Regions from separate parts of the Homo sapiens genome. Here region 2 is linked to region 1. Evidence: read pairs that join two places in POLR2A ChIA-PET (ENCODE). Cell type or tissue: CD4-positive, alpha-beta T cell. All regions are shown on one strand. Each heading gives the region's core, and the rest is flanking DNA. Links, peaks and the distances in the headings are about the cores only. Region 1 overlaps MGAT5 (alpha-1,6-mannosylglycoprotein 6-beta-N-acetylglucosaminyltransferase). Region 2 has its middle 55 kb from the start of MGAT5.

Region 1 (14,606 bases), core at 439-5,438:
TACCCCTTCTCTCATATCACTTTTCTCTCATCTTATCCTTCCTGTTCATCTTATGGCTGTATTTTCTGTAAGATTTTCACAACTTTACATCCAGCTCGTCTCCTGAATTTAATTCTTCTATTTTAGTCTTCTTTCCAAGAGTTGTTGTTCTCTCAAGGTCTTTTAAAAAACAAAAATCCTATTCTTGCTCTGATTTCATGAATCAATATTCTTCGCTCATCTGTGAGGTATTATATTTAAAAATATTGTTAAATCATTTTCTGTTGTATGTATCATCTGAGAGTTTTTCTTTTTCAGTTTGAGTTCACTTTTCTTTCTTTGGTGTGAGAATGTTTTCTCACATATCTGGTAATCTGTAGTGCTGGTTTCATATTTGAGGGTGAGGTTGGCTGTGAGTGAGGGCTGGCAGCTGCTGGGCCACCTCCTAGGGAACCATAGATGACGTTGGACCCTAAATGTCTATTTCAGTCTTTTCTCTTCTGCTTAGTTTCCTCATAGATGGATCCTTCAGCCTTCTGCCCAGGGGCTGCCAGAACTTTGCTTCATAGCTAGAGACCAAGACCTTTTAAAATTTGTAGTAGAGACCTCACTTCCTTTTCCCTACCCTATCCACTGTTGTGAATCTAGAGCCTTTTTTGTTCAATCTCTCTAGAGAGTAAGCCTTTGCTATTTATAACTGGAAGGCTCTAGTATAAGCATCTTAAGACTTGATAGACATTACAAGTTATACTCTGATCAATAATGTATGAATATTCCTGTCTTACATCCTCTGTGTAAATACTTGGTATTTTCCTTTGAAAAATTCACCAGTGTAATAAATGGAAAATGATATTTTACATATGTTTCTTTGATTGTTAGAGAGGTTGTTTTCCATATGTTTTATGGGATTTGTATATTTTGTGAATTTTCTGTCCATGTCTTTCTTTGGTTTTTATTCTCAAGTGCTTACTGAATTTTGAATTCTCTTGCTGGTGTCTGGAAGCAAAGGCCTCCTTTATTTTTGCTGGTTTGGCATGATTTTGTCTCCTGACATGGCTCTGGTAGTTTCTTGTGAGGGTGGAGGCACCTGAAACACTTTATCAGGCACATGATAGACATTGCCTATCAAATGGCTCAACATCAGTTCCACAAAAAACCTAAATGGCCATTCAAGACCTGTTTCTGCCTGTTTCAAGTTCCATATAGGAATTAGATCAGTAGTTGGCAAATGACGGCCTGTGCGCCAAAATCTAGCCCAGTCTGTAAATAAAGTCATGCTGGAACACAGCTGTGCTCCTTTGTTGATGTGTTGCCGTGTTGCCTGTGGCTGCTTTCACATCACAATATCAGAAATTGAGTAGTTGATACAGAGACTACGTGGACAGCAAATCTAGAATATTTACCATCTAGCTCTTTAAAAAAAAAAAAAAAATTCAACCCCTGAAGTAGATGTTTGTTTGTTTGGTGCTTGATACCATGTAAGTATTTGCAAAGGCTTATGGAAATTGATGGTTCATTGTTCTTATGAATAAAAACTAATAAGCATGAATGTCATGCCTTTTGCAAAAACCAATAAATGACAGTGGCAGTCATCTTCCTTCAAATGATGTATGTGAGTGTAATACCTCTGTCAGCCTATCTTCCTGTGAATTCCCCCGATAACTGGTTTCCAGAAATATTGCTGTTGTAGCCATGCTCTCCCCTGACAGCCACCCATTCCCCTTCCCACTCTTCTCCCTCTCCCCTACTCCCACACCTTCTGGAAATATCAGATGTACAAAATGGGCTTCACTTGCTCAAACCTCTCATTGTCACTGTTTTCACAGCATTGTAAAACACATTACATTAAAAAACAAACCAGCTGGTGGAAGCCAGTGGTTAGCACCTAGAAGGTGAAAGACTTGGCGCATGTTTAAACTGCCAGTCTTTTTTGGGTGCCCTTCATCTCCCTTGTCTCTAGGGCCCCATTATTTTTCCTGTGGCTTCTCTACGTCCCCCTGTGTGGCCATCACTTCCATCCTCTTCAAGACCCAGACTTACTCCTCAAGGTCTCTGCTTGCCCTATAGGTTGGGCACCGCAGTGTGCCAGTCTCTCCTCTTCCCACATGCCCTTTGCTCGGCAGGACTGCTCTTCTACTCCATGGACCTGTCTTGTTCCCTCTGACTTTGAGAAGGCAACCATTGCTGGGCTGCATGCTCTTGGGGAACGCTTTTCTCTTCCAGGGTGCCGATCTCTCTTCTGTGGCCCTTCCTAAGTCCTTGCCAATACTGCCCCTTGGTAGTGGCCCGGGCACAAAGCCATCAGCCAGCTGCTTCCTGCCAGTCTCCCATGTGCTACCTGAGTCAGCGGAACACTGTGTGTTGTGTGCATGTAGATGTTGAGGGACTTTGGTGTGGTTGCAGGGTTCTGCCGAAAGTTGTCAGCGTAGCAGGCCTGACATAGCTGTCTTTAGAAAGGTCTGCTTGCAAGACTAACCATGGACTAGCATCTGAGAATTTGGATCTTGGAAATCCAGTTTCCTACCATATGCTGATAAGAGTGACTGACTATGCTTCAACCATGTGTACAAATAATATGGTTTATGCTGAACACCTGCATTCCTTCTGGGAGTCTGGAATCTTGGCACATGTTAGGTACAGTGACCAACACTCAGTAAGACACAGAGTCTCTAAAGACCTTCCTTGGTAGACCACATTTGTCGTCACAGCTCGTTGCTGGAGGAATTAAGCATGCCCTATATGACTCCGCTGGGAGAGGATTCTTGGAAGCTTGTGCCTGGTCTCTGGACATTGCCCCATGCACCTTTTTCCTTTCCTGATTTTTGCTTTGTATCTTTTTGCTATAATAAATCTGAACTGTTAGTACATATTCATGAGTATGTACTGTGAGTATATATGCTGAGTGCTATGAGTCCTCCTAGCAAATCATAGAACTTGGGAGTGGTCCTGGGAACCCACCCCTGACACAAGGACTTCTCAGAGCTGGAGAGCTTTCCAGGTCATGCAGATTCAAGGCAGACTGTGAGGTATTTGATAGTCCTACTCGTGTGTTCTCATGTGCATCCCATCTTTCCAAAAGTGCACACTTGAAACAGATGATTTTGAGAAGAGCTGCTTCTACCAACTTGATCTTGGCCACTTGTTGTATTGTTGTGCGTTCTTAGTTTTTCTACTTTTACCATTTCTGGCCAGAGCTGTCACTTTTAAAAATTACTCCGTTGATGTTGCCTAGCAAGAGCCACTCAGCTCTTTGTGGGGAATTAAAGTAGATTATAGGTTGAGGCCAGTTGCACTTACTGTGCTGCAAATTGGGGACTGATGATCTAGTCATCCTCTTCCTTTCTTACACACTTCCTTCCTGTGTCTTTTCCACATGCAAACTTGAGGTATGGCTTCCTGTCTTTAGTCATTTCATATAGTTTGGTTTGTGCTATCTTTGGTCATAGAAATTGTTCTTCTAAAACCTCTCCAGATCATCCTTCATTTCTGTGTTGGACATGCATCCTCCATGGCTGGTTTTACTTTACAAGGGGTGCTCCCCCTGAAAACAGCACTGGCAGGATGGCCATGCACAGTTGATTGCTGTGACAGAGGGGCTTGCTGATCCTGTGGCTTTATCTCTATCTGGTGTCTGCTATGAGTAGAGAAACATGGGAGAGATTGAGCTGCAAAGCAAAGCCAGTTTATCCAGTGCTTTACAGTTGTGGTTTAAAAAAAATTTACAAAGCATGGTGGAATAATTCTCTCAGATGAGCCATGCAGAGGGAATCCACTTGATCAGATTGGCTATATGGAGTTGGAGGATCAATTATGTGACTCAGTAAGTGCTTATTGCGTGTCTTCTAGGTGCCAGAAACGTAATGCAAAACAAAATACACAAAAATACCTCACTTCAGAGAGCTTATATTCTAGCAAAGGAGACTGGCCATAGACAGTTTACATGTAATGTCAAGGAGTGAGAAATCTTATTTAGAAAACACACACACACACACAAAACATAAAGCAAGGTTAAAAGAGAAAATTGCCTGGGAAAGAGGTTGAAGGTGTGTAGTGGACTAAATGTTTGTGTCCTCTCCAAATACATATGTTGAGATCCTAACCCCCAAGGCGATGGTGTTAAATGGTCTGGGGCCTTTGGGAGGTGATTAGGTTTTGAGGGGAGAGCCCTCATGAATGAGATTATTGCCCTTAGAAGAAGACACCAGAGCTTGTTTTTTCTCTCTGTTCTTGTCTGTGAGGATACAAGGAGAAGATAGCTATTAGCTAACCAGGAAGAGGGTCCTCACCAGACACGGAATCTTCCCACATGTTGATCTTAGAATTTTAGTCTCCAGAATTATGAGAAATAAAAGTCTGTGGTAATTTGTTATAGCAGCCCAGACTAAGACAAGGTACGTTTAGGATGGGGAAGGCCTCTGAAGGAGTGATGTTTGAACCAATATATAAATGAAGTGAGCCACTACCTGGAAAAGCATTCATGACAAGGAACAGCAGGGAGAGAGTCCAGGACTTGAGAAGTTCCTTAGCACGTTCATAGGGCGAAGTAAGGTCAGTGTGGCTGGCGTGCAGTGAATGAGGGCAAGAGACATATGGACTCAGGTTGAGAGCCCTGTAAGGCAAGTTAGGGTCACTTATTTGATACTGTGAGAATATATTTAAGTGTGATAACAGCTGCTATGACTACTTGCTTAGTCAGTTTTCCCTAGAAGCTTTTAAAGTTTGGGCCCTGCTAGAATCTTTTGATGTTTTACATTTGGTGATCACTCAAGTGGCGTTAGGTATAGTGCTTCGTCTCTCCCTTTATATCGGCAGTCATAGAATCTGGTTCATTCTGGAACTTTCCGTGACTGTTTCTCTAGAAGGTGTCCGTCTCAGATTCATTAACTCAGTGGTTCTGTCAGGCCTGGTTGGCATATATGATTATACCATTTTTTTTTTGTTTAGAGATGGGCATTTCTAATTTTTAAAAGGGTTGGGCCCACTGATAATTTTAAAATAAAAGGAAACATTTCTTTATCTTGCAAGGCAAATGTTGCCTAATTTAGTGAATATCAATTTAGTGAATGTCATAGCAGTAGTGTGTGGTTTTCAGATTGCGTCTGGGTCCTCAGAACTGAGTGTACCTCAGGGAAGGTATTTACTGTTAATAGCAATTGGAATTGAGAGACAGGAAAACACATTCTGAGACCCAATGCCTTTTACTCAGTGCTGACTCTGCTTCACATATAGCATCTCATTTAATCCTCGCAAGTCTCTCCTCTTCTGGAGGAGGTCAGTGAAGGTCAAAGAGGAGTGGTTTGATTCGGGTCCCTCAGTTCACAGGTGGAACAACTCTCTTCAATCCGACAGGGTGCATTGGGTAAAAGGAGAACTGCTTTCTGTTGCCGGGTCTGCTGCTAACGGAAGGTTTAAACGTGGGGATAAAGCCAGGTTCTGGTTTCTTTCTTTTTGAAATTAGGAGCTTTGGATTTTCCTTAAGGTCTTCAACTTCTGTGATTTTAATACAATTCAGGTTTATTTTCTGCTATCCCTCACCTTTGCTCTGCCAGTCATTACTAGGTGTGGTGGTGTTTTGTTTGTCTTGTTTGTTTTTCCTGTTAGGATCTACCTTCATCTGTGTTCTATGCCATGGGCCACACCTGGTGTTAACACTCCGAGCAAGGGGTAGCTCTTGTAACCAGTGGCTGTGCTGTAGACTCTCAACGACATACAGAGGATCTTTATCAAAGCGTGTTATGTGACTTGCTGCTCTTGCAGCTCTTTGAAACCCCCTGCAGTTGAGCCACATACCTGTGATAAGAATAAGCAGGTACTCAGAAGGCCAGGCTTCAAGGTGGGGTCTCCAAACAGATAACAGATGGAGGTCATGGACCTTCACAGATGTGTGCCTGGCATAGGGCAAATGCATTGTTGTCACTGGGAAAAATAGCTAGCAAGCATGCCTCCAGGGAGTGTGGGTCCTTAACACATGAAAGGCACCTTCACACATGAAAGGTAGCCTATTCTCATTTCATTACAATTCATTTTGGGTATCACTGTGCACCCTTGCTTCTCTTGCATGCTTTTATAACATGTATATGATAATAAGCATTACTACTCAGTGAATAGAAAATACGAAAATTGAAAATGGATGGTAGATTCATTAAATTGGAAATGAATACATTATCAGTGGGTACTTGTTTCCAGGCACTAGGCTGGTTACTTGTGCTGTGATTTTAGTATACGTATGCGAGGGAAATAACATTTAAGCCCACAGATGTTAAGAGTAAGTGCTTTGCTCCGTTCCTTTTCTTCCCTCTTTTACGTATGTGCCTCTGTATTCTTCCTCCCTTCCTTTTCTTATTCCTCCCCCACTTCTTTGCTTTATTTTTTTATTTTTATTTTTTTGAGACAGGGTCAAACTCTGTCACCTAGGCTGGAGTGTAGTGGTGCGATCTGGGTTCACTGCAACCTCTGCCCACCAGGCTCAAGTGATCCTCCCACCTCAGCCTCCTGAGTAGCTGGAGCTATAGGTATACACCACCATGCCTGGCTAATTTTTTGTATTTTTCGTAGAGATGAGATTTCACCATGTTGCCCAGGCTGGTCTCAAACTCCTGAGCTCAAGCGATCTACCTGTCTCGGCCTCCGAAAGTGCTTCCTTGCTTTAAATTGAAGAAAAGCCAAGCTGGAAAACTATAGATTTTGATAGCAGCCAAACCCCTTGAGTCTGCAGTTGGCTGACACCATGATGTGTGATGGCTCCCAGGTCTGCGACTATGGCTTTGCTAGCATGAAATGAGACCATCTCCTCTCCTCATACAGAAGTGTGTGGAGGATGTGAAACAGAGTAGGGAGGTAGGAGGGCTGGACCACATCCTAGGCAGGTAACTTGCCCCCTTTGTTCGTTGGCTTCCCAGACTCCTCGTAGTTGTTTTAGGTGGATCTAGAAAAGATTGCCTCATGGAGCACTGCATGTTCAGTGTAAAGATGTGTCACTTTTCTTACAGCCTCAAATCTTTTGCCTCTGAGTGAGGAGGCAAATGGAGGAGAGAGAAGTTTTATTCTACCTTCCAGGGTGGCTATTCTGCACTGTTTTAGGCATCATCAGGTAAATAAGGCATCCATTGTTCTCTGCGGTTTAGCCCCATAGACCTGTTAAGTCATGGGAAGATCTCTGCACTGGCAGTAAAGTAACTTTTTGTTTTCAGTGTTTTTATTTTTATTTTCATGTTTCCAAGTCTTAATATAAGGTCTTAACGTAGGGGCTTTTTGGAGCTGCTGGGTGATTTTGCCTCACAAACCACTAAGACTAAGTATTCGGGGTATGATGTTCATATTTCTGAGACAAATTTAGAAATACATACAGTCTAACCAAGGATTTTTGTTCCAGGTATATACCACTGCAGGTCAAGTTCTGTGTAAGGGGATTTGTAGTTGTGAATGCCAAGGGCTTGGTTTTATAGAAGGTAGGTGTAAAAAATAGAGGTTCCTCTTCAAAGACTTTCCTCCCCGTCTAATTAAGAATAAATAGTAACTTCTCTTAGAAGCAAAATTTATTCAAAGACCTGTGCTAACATTCTTAAATATCTGCTAGCCGTAATAAAGAAATCAATGTACTTTATGTTCTTAGCTCCCACAATTTAGCCTAAATATTTGCTTATAAGTATGTTTATACTGGTCCAAGCAAGCATTAGGTCATAGTCTGTTCCTCTTCCTTATTTAAATGTGTTTTTACCTTTCTCAGCATTTCACAAGTTACTTCCTCTTTCCTTTGTTCTCCTCTGCCTTTGCCTCTTTTAAAATGTTCTAAGTTGCTAGCCAATCAGGACAAATACAGAATGTGAGGTCCTGTTCCAGCCAATGGAAACTGGACACAGCAGTAAGGTGGACGCGTCAACTTATAAATGACCCTGCCTCCTTTGTTCGGTGTACTATCGTGGCAAAACTGCTGGCAAGTGTACCCTTTCTGTAGAAAGTAAAAATGGCCTTGCTAAGGAAATTAAATTTATGTTCAAGTGCTATTTCTTTATTGCACCGAGGAACAAGCATTTCTAACAGTAGGTTTTAGTATATAGTTTAGATGTTCCTTATGTTGATTGACATTTGATGGCTCTTCAGTGGTTCGAAGATGCCAGAAAAGAACAATGAGAATGGCCAGAAAAATCTAGAAACTATGGTGAAAGTACTTACAAGTTGAATATAGCCATAATAGAACTGGATTGTGCTAGAAGTGACTAAGGTTGGCAGTGGAATTGGGAGCTTAGTAGGCCCAATCAACTGTGTGGCTTTCTTCACTTAGGCAGGGAAAATGTGGTATCTTAGGATCCTCTTGCAGTAATTTCCAAACATAAGAGCTGCGAAATAAGTTATAATTGGAAAAAAATCTTCAATGATGTTGAAAATATTTTTCCCTCTGGATTAGCCTTCTCTTTTATTCTCAGTCATAATTTTAGTAGGGAGTTTTGTTGTCACTTTAAGGGTATTCATTCCATTTCGACTTGTCACCCAGATTCTCTTCGAGGATGACAAGAACAGCCAGTAGTGGCTGGCTTGTGGCTCTTCTGTGCTGTTGCTGGCTGCAGCCAAACAGGAAAGGGCTGTTCGGAGTTTCTATTGGAACCATCAGGAATACTGTTTGGTCAGCTTTGCTACCTGACAGGAATGGTTTTGGGAAGCTTGAATTATACCAAGTTGCAGTCTGTTTCAGTTCAGCCTCTTGCCTTAATATAACAGATACTCCCCTGTCTTAATCTAAACAGTGCTTAAGGGTGGGGAGATGGGTTCGGTGGATTTACAGCATTCCTTCTGAACCCTAAGAATCTGTGGTTTTATTATTTGTAGTGCAACCCAAAAATAACTACAATTTTTATTTGGGAGGTGGAAATTAGAGGTAAAATTCTTTGGAAGGGAAGAGGATTTCATCTAGGAGTGTTTGGCAGCCTCATGCAAACATGTTTGTTCTTATTTGAATTTTGACTCTTGAAATACTGTGATCTTGGCGGTTTAGGCCAAGAGGTGGGGTAAAGAGGAGGATGGGAAACAGACTAAACTCATGGAATTTCATGTAGCTGGGTAGGCCAAGTCGACTCTAGTTTAGTTACCATGTTTTCTTTGTGGCTGTGTCAGAGAATTGGGGATGGACACATGGAATTTAAAAAATAACACACAATTTTAAAAGTTATTACCACCATATAAAACTAGCTGGACCTGGGAGTCAGTTTCTGGAATTTATGGGCATTAAAGAAATGCCGAATATTAAATTACTTGGTTTGGTATCGAGGGAGTGGCTGCCTGGCTCTTAACAGTTTTTGTGAATTTCCTGTTCTTTTTATCCTTGGCTTCAAGTTTTTATTGATGGAAGGTTAAATATTCTTTTTTTTTCCTTTGTAGCATATGACTAAACCTATGGTTCTTTTGCTTCCTCTTTTTTTCCCCTTGTCTTGTTTTTCCCTTTCACCCCAGGAATTAATTATAGTACTTGAAAGAAAACCACTTTCCTTAGTCTTATAAAGTACATAAGAGACAGTAAAAAATAGAAAATCTTTTTATACAACTGACCTTGTTTCTGCAGACATTGTAATCTATTCCACTTAACCTCTCTTTCTTCTGTTATTTTACTTTGTTAAGATAGACTTGACATTTGATTAGGAAAAAAAATATGCATTCAAATGTTATGAGATATAGAATCCAAAAAAGGGAAGATTGCAGAAATTTAAAATAAATGTAAAAGATTACAAGGTAATACAATGAATAAGTTCATACTATGAAATGACACAACTTTGATGACATGGAAAAATTCCTAGACACAATCTGTACTGACTCAAAATCATCTGAAGGTGGGGTGGAGTGGCTCATACCTGTAATTCTAGCACTTTGGGAGGCAGAGGCGGGAGGAGTGCTTGAAACCAAGAGTTTAAGATCAGCCTGGGCAACACAGTGAGACCCCATTATCTACAAAAAATAAAATTAGCTGGGTGTGGTGACACACACTTGTGGTCCTAGCTACTTGGGAGGCTGAGGTGGGAGAATCACTTGAGCCCAGGAGATTAAGATTGCAGTGAGCCTTGATTGTGCCCCTACAGTCCAGCTTGGGCAACAGACTGAGACCTGGTCTCAAAAAAAAAAAAAAAAAAAAATCATCTGAATAGCTCAATAACAAAGAATTTGAACTAATAATTAGAACTTTTCCTACAAAGAAAAACCCATGCTCAGATGGCTTCACTGGTGAATTCTTTTAGGTATGTTAAGAGGAAATGACACTGATTCTTCACAGATTCTTCCATGAAATATAGAAGGAGGGAATACCTTGCAATTCATTCTGCCAGTAACACCCTGTTACCAAAGCTAGACAAAGACATCACAAGTGAACAACAGACCATGAACTCCTATAAACACTGACACAAATTCTTAAAATATTAGAACCCCAAATTTGGCAACATATGAAAAGGGTTATATATAATGAACAATTGGAATTTATTCTAGAAACACAAGGTTGGTTTAACATTCAGAAATCTATTAATATAATACTCCATAATAGAACAAAGGTCAGAAATCATGTTACCTTAATATAAGCAGAAAAGCATTTGAGAAAATCTGATTCATGAAAGCAATTCTCAACAAACTAGGAAAAACATACAGGTTAACATCATACTTACTAGAAAAGAACTGTTTAATTTTTTTTTTCTCCTAAGATTAGGAAAATGGCAAGGCTGTTCACTCTTGCCACTTCTATTCAATAATATATTTGTTAACTGTTGAAGTTAAGTGATGGGTAGAAGGGATTTGTTGTATCATTCTCTGTATCCTTGTGTATGTTTCAAATTTTTTTCTGATAAAAATTGAGGAAAACAAATATAGGTTAAAAAAATAAGTCTACTAGATCCTTAAGTTTTGTTCTGTTTTCTGTTTAGCTAAATTGAGGTTCTAAAACCAGTTATTTTCTTTTAGAGTATGAACGTGTATTTCTTTGGGTTAATGTTGAATTATTTGTATAAATAATAGAGAAAAATATTATCTCTGTATTATTATTTTTGAAACAGGATCTCACTCTGTCTCCCAGGCTGGAGTGCAATAGCGTACTCTTGGCTCACTGCCACCTCCGCCTCCTGGGTTCAAGCAATTCTCCTACCTCAGCCTCCCAAGTAGCTGAGATTACAGACATATGCTACCATACCTGGCTCATTTTTTTGTATTTTTTGTAGAGACGATGTTTCACCATGTTGGCCAGGCTCGTCTTGAACTCCCGACCTCAAGTGATCTACCTGCCTCGGCCTCCCAAAGTACTGGGATTACAAGCGTGAGCCACCATGCCTGGCCTATCTCTGTATTATTTATCACCAAATAAAAATTATGGTGTTTATAAAAAATGTAGAGTTAGAACACTATTTCTTTTCATAATAAGTTATGTCACTTATATTTTTTCCACTCCTAAGAATGATCAGCAAATCAGAGGAGCTGTTAGGGCAGTTAGACACCATGCGGATCATATTCTGTTGTAACAAATCCTTGTTTATCATAATTCAACATCAACTAAATATAGTTGTGAATTTCCAGATGTTGGAAGGTGTTTTCAATAAATTTGGTACTGCAGATGGTTTGGGTGGTCTCCTGGAGTCTCTTTTGATTAGATGTGATCAGAAGTATACTTGAGAGCTTAGTCTAGGATAGGAATTGGAGAAGAGGTAGTTCATAATGGTGATGGTTGAGTGTGTTTATGTAGGCAGGAACCATGGGTTGGGATTGGGGCTGGTTGAGTGTTCTGTATGAAAGACGATTCCAGGCAGGAAGCATGAAAGCAATTTAAGACTGTACCTTCCCTCTGAATGAAAAAGTCAAAAGAAGAATGGAAGAAGAAGGAAGTCACATTTAGAAGATAAGAATTCTTCTGCTTTCTTGTGAAAGTTAGTGTCCCATTTGAGAATAATATTCTTACCTAGATCTTCCCAATTGTACTTTTCCTTCTTGCCCAAAAACACTTGCCCATCGTTTCTTCTTCTTCCCTAGAATTTATATCTTTCCAAGCGTCAATACCACTATCATCATCTGTAGTCCACAAAATCTCTGTCAATTCTGTGAGCCAGTGTTATTCTGGAGCATACAAAAGCAGACTGACACATGGCCACTGACTTTGTGGAAGTTGGTCTCACTGGCTTTGCAGTCTTTGTAGGTATGTGCATTTCTGCACACAAACAAATTCCAATTAGAGGATGGTCAAAGCCAACACCAGATTTTTAGTTTTAGATTGTTCAGTATAGACTAAAAATTTTATAGGTGTTCACAGGCACCCTGGAAGTACCTGTGCGAGCTGGAGTACTCTTGTGAAGTTTCACAGATAGAGGAGAGCTTGAGCTAGGCCTGCAGGTAAGGTAGGGTTTGGAATGCTAATTGCAACCTTCATCAAGTTGAATAAATTGAAGTGAGATTTGTATTTAAGGTTTTGTAGCTTTTTTGTTTTTTAAAATGCAGTGTGTCTGAATCAGGATCTTCTTTATTTCAGCAAGATGAACTACAAGTGTTGGTAAAGGTAGTTAAAATCCCCTCTTCTGATTTCATAGTGGTAGAGCCCAAACCCAGTATCTAATATTTATCCCCTGTCCCCTCTTTTATTCCTCATGAATTTTTTCAGATTGGATGTGTACAGACTCCATTCAAAAATTTTAAAAAGTTCCCATTTCAAAGCTGGTTTCCTTTAATCCCATAGTCCATGTCCAAAGGCCTCTTGTTGCAGTTCTCTCTTCCTGTAGCAAACACCCACCCTTGGATCTTCCCTGGAACACACAAACCTTGCTGCTGCTTAAGAAATTCCTCCCTGGCTTTCCAGTTGACTTGCACTCACCTTGAATATAACTCTCTGAATACCTGTAAGCTCATATCATGAAATTTTGTCATATCATTATAGAAAGCTTTAGTGATTACTCTTTGATCTGCAGCCCTGTTGCAGAGGTTGCTGTTATATTCATTTCTATGTTCTAGTGAGCAGAACAGAAGTAAAGTGAAGATTAATTCCTTACACTGTTGGTTGTTCAGTATAACTTTTGCAAGAAGCAACCATTCTCTGACCCTTGGGTTTATTAGCACTGCATGATGCTGGAAAATAATAAATTCCTGATTACCTTTCAGATTTCCCTCATTTAGACCATCTTCTCTTTTCAGTACTTACACTGGCACTTACTGTGTAAGACAGAGCCAGGTCCTGCAGATAGGCTGAAAAATCAAGATGGCATGTTGTAAATCTGAAGTCGGGTGATTTCTGTCGAAGCCTACAGACAGGATTAGGAATGAAATCACAGCCTGCCTTCTGCTGAATGTCTTGAGGGTGAATTATTTCCTAGTACTAGTGACTCTTTCTGCACATGTGCGGTTAACCTTAATGGAGTAAAGGCTGTTTTTTAAACCTCTCTTCAGCTTTGGGCCCAACACTATACACAATTAACTAGTTCACTGCAAATAGGAGACACCTAAATGCACTCAGTGACAGAGAAGAACACTTTACCAACAGTTTGTACTTAAGTCCAAGATTACAATTTCCAAGATGAAGATTAAACTTTAGTTTTATGCACTTTTGTAACCAAACTAAAGAGATGGACCCTTTAGCACTGCCAGCCCACAATGAAATGTAATATTGGAAGTCACTGAAGGTGTTATTTGAGGTGCTTTAGGTTGCATGTGAGCTTGTTGTAGAGTAAGTTCCAGTGAAGGTCGTTGGCAAAGGGTTAGTTGTTAAAGATTAGCAAAGGAAAATTGTCCTTCATCTGTGTGCTTAAGTCACAGAGAAAGCACACATTTAAGCAACTTAGCTTAATTTTCATACCCTGCACAGCCCAGTTCTTAAGTATACAACCTGATGAGTTTTAATAAATGTATATATCTATAAAATCACCACAGGCAAGATAAGGAACATATTCATCACCCCAGAATGTTCCCCCATGCCTCTTTCCATTCAGTCTGCATCCCCCATAGGCACTCTCTACTCTGATTTCAATCACCATAGGTTAATTTTGCCTGTTCTTGAGCATCATCAAAATGAAATCTTACAGTATGAACATTTTTGCAGAGTCCGGCCTCTTTTTCTCAGCATAGCGTTTTCAAGATTGATCCATGGTGCTGCATATGTCAATAGTTTATTCTTTTTAAAAAATCGCAGAGCAGTACTTTGTTGTATGAACATACCATAATTGGTTTATCTGTTTTCCTGATAATGAGCATGTGAGTCATTTCCAGTTGTGAGCTGTTATGAATAATGCTGCTAGAGACACATGAGCCTGTCTTTTTTTCTAAGTAGTAGATTCTATTGCTCTGAAGTTACTCATAACATTCTTTTATTATTCTTTTAACATCTATAGGAATTATAGTGATATCCCTCTTTCATTCTTAATATTACTCATTTATGTTTTCTTTTTCTTGATCCCTCTTGCCAGAGGTTTATAAATCTTATTCATCTTTTTAAAGAACCTACTTTTTTTTGGTTAATTTTTCTCTGTTTAGGATTAAATCAGAGAGGCAGAACTGCCAAGAGAGGCGTGTGTCTATTAAGGGATTTGTCAAAGGGGTTTGACCTTACACAGCTCTGGAAGCTGGTTTAACATTTTCTGTAACGCTGTTGCTTTTATGTCTGATGATGGAGTTGGCATCCACAGGGCAGGCAG
Region 2 (7,874 bases), core at 1-5,000, 93 kb before region 1:
CTGCCCTCACTTCATGTACTGTTCAAGGCCCTGGTGGAATATCTTCCATGAGCATTTGCGCCCCTTCTTGATATTTGGTATTTTGTGGTTCAGGTGGTTCATGTTGCTGTAAGAACCTCACTTCTGGAAGCTGATAATGCAGTTGAAGTTGGGTGCTCTTTTACTAATATCTAGTCTTTTCTCTGTAGTCTGAGTGGATTGTTCAGACTTAAAAGGTCCAGCAGCATTTTATTTGTGACTGGCTGTGAAAGTCACATACCTATTTTATTTTTATGGCCTCTGATCTCAAATATCCCCCAGAACACAGTCGGCATCCATATAATGCATAGTGGAGGTTGTTAACCTCCAGGACTGAAACACCATTTGGAATATTCCTGTGAACAGTTTGGATTCCTTCAGGTTCCTAAACCAATGGCTCATTTCTCACCCACCTAAGAGGGTGACTTGAATCTGAATTAGCAGGTACTGTGTTAGACTTCAAACCTTATTAGTCATAAACAAATTTAATACTCCTTTACATTTTTAACTCAGAAAAAAGATTCAAGTGTGAATTTTCTGTTTCTAGACAAGGATTTATCTTCTCAAAAGTTCTGAAATCGCCTTTCAGTTTTAGTCTAGGCATTCTGTTGAACAATTCTTATGTTTTTATCTGCTTAAGTTGGAGTATACTTTCCTAGAATTATCCTAGAAATGATAAGAAAGATCTAAAGCTTTAAATTCTGGAGTCTGAAATATCCCATAATACCCTGTTTTTATCTCCCATATCGGCTGCAGCAGGTGGTTTCATAATTTATGTACGTAGGTTTCCGTTTGCTTCACTAGGCTACTTGTGGATGAGTGTCCTTTGGCCTTACTCATTTTTTAATTCCTAGTACCTACTGCATTAAGTGAATCTCATTGTAAAGTTCACCTAGCGCCTTTTTAACGTCTATAATCTTTTCTGTGTTTGATGTCTGGTGTGCGTGAGCCTGTGTTTTAGGAAGAACTTGGAAAAACTTCTTAATGGCTGGGTAATCTTATTTTCCGTAGTGGATTTTATTTGTGACAATTGTATTAAGAAATGGACTTTATTCTGTGTGCTGTGCTGGAGAATGTACTGGAAGACCAGAGGGGTCTAGGCTTTGCAGTGCCTATAACTGGCTTGTGATCTCCAGCAAGTCACTTAATATATCTGAGTGTCTAGAACAAATGGTCTAGAAAACCCCATTCCAAAAATTCCAGGGTAAAAAGTCAGGATGATCCTCATGAAACTAAAAGCAACTTTTTCCCCAACATATTATTCAAGGTGTAGTTCCCTGGAGGCTCCTCTGTAGCACTCTGGACATGGTGCTCTTCGGAAGTTGAATTTGCTCATTGCCTCTGTTGTTTCTTAACCATTAGTTAGACATTTAGTCTCTATGCCAAGCTGTAAACAAGTTAGCAGAAGTGGAAATTTTTGTGGAGCATAGAATTAATTGGTTTGGATATGCCTGTGCTTGGGAATTTACCTATTGTTGGTGTTTGAAAGTATATTTTTCCCCTTTCTTTGAAACGATTTTAGGCCGTTGCTTCTGGTACTCAAGTACCAGTATGGAGGGTCTGAATGTGTGGTATATGGCCTTTTCTTTCAGATCTTAAGGCTTAAAAAAAAAAAAAACTATGGATCCAAGGGAGCTTTTTAAAACACTCTTTAAAATACGTGTTTTGTTTTCTATTTAATGTAGGATTCATTTTCAAAGCAAAGTGATCATTTAAAAATATGACAGCCCAGATTTGTTAATGAGCTAGCAAATGGTTGCTGTTAAGTGCAAAATTGTTTTCCCATAAGGTTCAACTCCTAATGATAGTCGATGCTTGTAAGTGACATGGATCTTTAGCTCCGCTTTTATAGTTTAGAGCAAGCTTGTCCAGACTGCGGGCCACCTGTGGCCCAGGACGGCTTTGAATGCGGCCCAACACAAATTTGTAAAGTTTCTTAAAAAATGGAATTTTTTTTTAGCTCATCAGGTTTCCTTACTGTTAGTGTATTTTATGTGTGGCCCAAGACAGTTCTTCTAGTGCGGCCCTTTGGTGAAGCCAAAACATTGGCTGCCCCTAGTTTAAAGGCTATGTCTCCTATCTCATATTTTAATAGGCTAAGTTGTACTAGTTTAACAGGAATATGTGTGTTTGATTTACAAGGGGATTTCCTAAAGTTGTGGCCTCTGCCTTTGAATTTTCAACTACTTTAAAAAATACTCTTAAGGACAACCTTAACACAGTTCAATGATTTCTTAATTAGTTCATCAAATATTTATTGAGTTTTTACTGTGCCAGGTACTGGGATGTATGTGGTGGATGGTATGGGGGGTGGTCAGGGATACAAAGATGAAAAACTGCTTCTGCCTTTAGGAACTCTGCAGATTGGTGGGTTGGCAGGTATGTATGCCCCAATATACTTCAGTCAATATTTCAAAGTCTTCCAAGCCCTTAGGAGTTGGAACATTTTTACGTTTGAACTTGACCGTGATGTTGTGGAATTTTCTAGCTCAGGAAGGGCCTTCTAGGCAGGAGAAACAGCATTAGCATTACGAGGTGATGCTAGACCTGTTCCAGAAATTGAGTAATTTATATGAGAGAGTCTGGTAGAAAATTCAATTCAAAAGGTCGGTTGAGACATTGAGTGACTGGAAAAGCAAAGCTTGTATTTTCAGGTGGATCTAGCACTTAAAAATTGGGATTTGAGATTAAAGAGAGATTTCTTGAACCTCCTGGTATAACTTGCTATCCTTTGGAGTCAAAGACGATGATGTCGGCCATCTTGTTAGGCTAAGGAGGAAAAGGAAAGTATGAAGGATTTGCTTCTTGATCAGTAGTTCTTAGTCATGTTCCATGTAGGACGGAAAATCTTTGTATTAAGGAACATGTTCAGCTGCTGTAACAGAAACCTCAAACAATACTGATTTAAACAAGACAGTTTAGTTTCCTTTTACTTTAAAGTCAGCTAGAATGGCATTTCTGCCTGCTAAAGTTATAGGGGGCTGGGCTCCTTCCTTCTGGTTGCCCTGCCACCCCCAGTGTTGCTCTCCTTTGTATGCCCTGAAATAAAGGAGAAAAAAAGGGTAGGAGGAAGGGCAAGGAGGAATGATAACCCAGAGGTTGGGTAGATTTTTTTCTACTCCTGTTCCACTTGGCAAAATATAATCACTCTGCCACTCAGCTGCAAGAGATAATTATACTCTGTAGTGAGATACTCTGCAAAATTCCTGCTCCTATGGAAGAAAGGGAGAATAGCTTTGGGGGAGCAATAAGGATCCAGTATATCCCATTTGGGCCTTGTCATCTGTACCAGAAGCTACTGGTAACTAGAAATGAATTTTTAAGCCTGTATAGCCAAGAAGGGTAGCAATAGTCCTTCTTCTTCTGGTTCTTCATATTGAAAAATGAAACTGATTTTATAAGCTGTGTCTGCCTCTGCTAGCTCAGTGAGCCTGTTCACCAGCCCTCAGTTGCCCTCCCTGAACTTTGCCATCATAGGCAACCCATGTGCACTGTGGAAGGTGCACTTTCCTTGCTGTCAAGCTCTGTGTAGCTCTGAAGATCACCAGCATTCTGATCCAGTGTTCTTCAGACTAGCAAGCAGCTTCAGAATTACCAAGCAAGGAGCAGGAAGTTGGCTGGGAGATGCCTTTTACCCTTGAGTCTAGCTGGGTGTGTGAGGCTTGGCTGTTTTGGCCCATCTGGTCTCCATCCAAGGTGGCTGAGTTAAGATCTTTTGGGCATTGTGCTACAAAGCAGCTTGTCAAGCTGGAATTCCGTTGGTGTAGGGGAGCATAGTCAACCTACTCTGTCCATGTTCCTTATGGCAGCTGCCCCCAAACCTGCCTAGTGGTCAAAACTACCTGGAGAAGACTAATGGGTTCCTATGATATATTGTAGTGGATCAAGTAGTGCACGTTCTCAGGGAGGTGCCCAGGAGTGGACTTTTAAGCAAACACCTTCTCAGGTCTGATCATGGGCCCACTTTGGGAACCACTGCTTTGCATTCTTCATCTTACTACTTATAACTTTTGGTAACTGCATCATGTTTCCCTTCCTTTGAGGGGTTTATATTACAGCTTAACTTGTAAATATTAGGTATTTAGTTGTTTCTGACACTCAGCAAGTATAAAAGAGGCCAAAGTTTATTTTTTGAATGAATGGTATTTGTGTGTTGTTACATAGCTCCCTTGAAATGTATTCTTGTGGCACATTGTCTTAAAACATTTTGGTTAACAGAAGGTAAAAATTAGCCCACCAGGAAATGCTGCATTTCCATTTCAGAAAAACTAAATGCTTCCATATTTTCCAGAGTTGATGATAGATTTGAAAGTAAACATTAAACTCCATTCTGGACTTGGTATGTTAAGCTGCTATTTCTTGGGGAAATCTCATGTATATAATTTGACTAAATTCTTGGAGTAACTGTCTTCCCTTCCTTTCTTAATTGCACATCTTTGCCTCTCCTACTCCTCTGATAAGAGGGCAGTGTGTTTTCCTGTTCCGTGATGTGACTCAGAAGCATGTACATATATCCCAGAAGACAGCCTCCCGGGATGGAGCTGAAGTCTCGGAGGGAGTCCTGGCAGAGGGTGCAAGCTTTGGGACCAGCTGTGGACTGAAAGCTGTTCTTTGTGTCACCTGTGGACTCTCAGTTCTCTGGTGGAGGCTGAAATTTTAGGGCTGGCTGCTGGCTGCAACTGTATTTTGCTTGCCTGCTCCTTTTTTTTTTTTCTTCTAAAAACAGTGGCCTGAACCTCCTTCCACTATTTGTTCTGTGAGGATGGAGCATTAAATCCCTGCTTAGAAAACAGTGATCTTTGCCTTGTTCTATCGGCTGCTCCAACAGCTCTCTGTCAGTATTCCATGATTTTTTTCTCTGACTTTTGGATGACTTGAATACTCATTTTGTGGGTTCATTCTCCTAGTTGTTTAGAATCATTTGCTTTTTCTTTGTTTCCTTTATTATTTGAACCTTCAACTGTGGGAAGCTTACCGAAAAGTGTTTTGCTTGGGAAATGCTCCCCCTGCATATGGCTACTATCCATTGTTGCTCATGAGTTCTGTTGGAGTTTGAGGGAAGCAGATACTGATTGGTGCTCTGTATGTGGAGGTTGTGCAAATGGCAAGAATGAACATGCTTCTTGCCTGCAAGAAGCTTCAGTGGTCCAGTGAAAAAATAAAACCCACAAACAGTCTTAAAATCATTGATTAGAGGTACAATTTTGGTAAACACCTGAGAATTTTTCTCTGTCTCAGGTAAAGGATGTCATGTTGAAATGAGGAATTAATTACGTGCAGATAGTAAGTCTTTTATTTGGCAATGAGGACTATTTTAGCTGGTGTCCCTGCCTCCCTACCCCGCCCCCCAATCCCCCCATTCCCCCCCTGCCCCGCCAAGGCTGAGAAAGTCACAGCTTTTGGGAAGTATTCCAGAAATATCTGACTGACTGACCTTGGTAAGGACACCATAGTGGTCACGCTTGAGGGGTTTAAACAGATTTTCTGCCAAGGGAATATAGTCTCTAGCCTGAATACTTCAGACAGGGATGTCTGCAAGTCCCCTGACATCTTCCTTCCTTTGTAGATTCTTCTGGAAATTTCTCTCATGTCTGCAGTGATGCTGCCTTCACAGGAGCACAGCTGTTCTTCCTGGCTGATGGCAGTTGTTGCCAATTAATGGTGTTACAAGTCTCTTTTTCTTCTTTTCTCTGTTGAGCCTCTTTGTCCTTCACTCCCTAAATGTAATCAGAGAAACCCTATTTGGTGTAGACTGAGTGTCTTTCTATATAACCTCTATTAGCATTAGCCTTTCTCCATTTATTCACTCATTCAAGGAATAGTTGAGCACTTAGTGTGCCCTAAACTCTGTTTTAATCACGAAGTATGGAGTGAGCAAAACAGATGAGTTCTCTGCTTCTGTGGAGCCTATGTTCTGGTAAACGAAATAAACAGGATTTGCTGGGCATGGTGGCTCAAGTCTGTGATCCTAGCGTCTTGGGAGGCCAAGATGGAAGGATCACTTGAGGACAGGCATTCAAGACCACCCTGGGCAACATGGTGACACTCCGTCTCTACAAAAATAAAAATAAAAAAAATTAGCCCAGTGTTGTGGTATGCACCTGTAGTCCCAGCTATTCAGAAGGCTGAGGCAGGAGGATTGCTTGGTCTTGCTCTGTCTCCTGATTGCTATGTGACACGATCATAGCTCACTGCAGCCTTGAACTCCTGGGCTCAAGCCATCTTCCTGCCTCAGCCTCCTGAGTAGCTGGGACTACAGGTGTGTGCCACTACTCCCTGCTTGTCTTGTGTTTAATCATTCAAATACCTTTATTAAGGATGCCCTCTGTGCTTGATCTTACTTCGGGGGCTATTTCCTAAAAATATAATCTGGAGAGGCTGTGGTCTTTGCCCTCTGGAGGGCCGCTTTGGTTTAGTTGAGACAGGTTGGGCTGTGAACCAATAGCTATAGTCGAGTGTTAAATAAGGCAAAAGTAGGTCCAGGGGTTGGTAGGAGCAGGAAGAACTATCTTTTGTTCTCTTTGAGCTGGTGGACTGGAGTATGGGGTTGGGATATTGTAATCCTCTTATGCTTTGGCCATAATAAATTATTTTTCTGTATCTTTTCTATTTAAAAAGCCTTTTTCTTTTCATACTGTTTGACATTAGGGAACCAGTAGATGGGAGGGAAGATGGGATAATGGGGGTGTGGGGAGTGAGTAATTAGATTCCCCTTCAGCAGTCTCAGAAAAGAAGTCAGCATCTTCCACAGCACCGGGTCAGCTTGTGATGGTTCCAGACAGGGTGAAACAATTTTTATGATTTGTCTTCAGATCCTTTTCTCCTTTCACCTTCGGGGCGACCTGTGCTTGTCAGATCCTCCACGGCAGTTGTTATTGTCAAGTGAGGTAACAGTGGCACAATGCTAATGAGAAGGCAGAATGGTTGTCCAGGGTGGCCTTGGTGGCCGCCAGGCGCCAGCATCTTTATCAGCTCTGACATGCTGCTCAGAAGGCCAGCTCTCTGGGCCAAGCGCTGCTTTTTTTTTTTTTTTTTTTTTTTTTTTAATTGAGAGGAGTGACTATCCCTCCAAAAGCTGCTGATTAGCACTCTGGCTTGAAAGGCTCCATGCTAATATGTAGTTTGCTACAAAGATGCCAGGGTTTGGTATGGTCACTAAATTATTTTCCCTTCTCTGATAATTGGCTGGTTGATACTAATGAAGAGATGCAACTATTTTCATTATATTATTATTGAATACCCTTGAAACCACCCACCCCAAGAACTTGGACTTATCAGTAACTCATATCTATCTATGACATCCTCTCTTCTTCCATCCTCTGCCACCTGACCCAGCAGCCACTATTCAAAACTTCATTTTCTTGTTCAGCTTCTCTGTCTTTTGCCGACTGCTATGGTCTGAATGTTTGTGTCCCTCCAAAATTCATATGTTGAAATCTAATCCCCAACCTGATAGTGTTAAGAGGTGTGGGGCCTTTCAGGCCTCTGATTAAATCAGAGGGAGGAGCCCTTGTGAATGGGGTTCATGCCCTTATAAAAGAAGCTGCAGGGATTTTGTTTGCTCCTTCTGCCATTTGAGTACACAGCTAGAAATGGCATCTATGAAGCAGACAGTAGGCCCTTACCAGATGCCAAATTTGTTGGCGCCTTGATCTTGGATGTTCCAGCCTCCAGAGCTATGAGCAGTAAATTTCTGTTGTTCACAAATTGCGCAGTCTAAAGTGTTTCGTTTTACTAGGCTGAACAGACTGAGGCACTGGCCCAGGGTTTAGCATTCAGAAGTGTTGCCCCAGGCATCAGCCTCTGGCTGCCAGCCTCTACAGCCCAGCTCACTTTGTGGGGATGGGTGGGGTAGG

What was found. Peaks named below come from ENCODE experiments on the same cell type or tissue, not always from the same donor. Only the 100,000 strongest peaks of a DNase experiment are listed, where the experiment ranks them.
Region 2: POLR2A ChIA-PET joins it to region 1 with 5 read pairs; 3 of 35 experiments call an interaction of 5 or more read pairs at or near these places.

What each region holds. Positions count from the first base shown.
Region 1 is chr2:134,287,121-134,301,726 of GRCh38, forward strand. All of the region lies in intron 2 of MGAT5 (alpha-1,6-mannosylglycoprotein 6-beta-N-acetylglucosaminyltransferase), which reads left to right. Among named protein-coding and RNA genes, the nearest start is that of MGAT5, 40 kb to the left of the region's middle. RefSeq lists enhancers at 3-62, 177-256, 327-376, 397-476, 2,443-2,492. In CD4-positive, alpha-beta T cell, for the core only: no CTCF peak of the experiment used is centred there; a DNase peak (open chromatin) is centred at 2,341; H3K4me3 peaks cover 832 bases; H3K27ac peaks cover 3,669 bases.
Region 2 is chr2:134,194,781-134,202,654 of GRCh38, forward strand. It overlaps a transcript of MGAT5 not described here. Among named protein-coding and RNA genes, the nearest start is that of MGAT5, 55 kb to the right of the region's middle. In CD4-positive, alpha-beta T cell, for the core only: no CTCF peak of the experiment used is centred there; no DNase peak of the experiment used is centred there; H3K4me3 peaks cover 670 bases.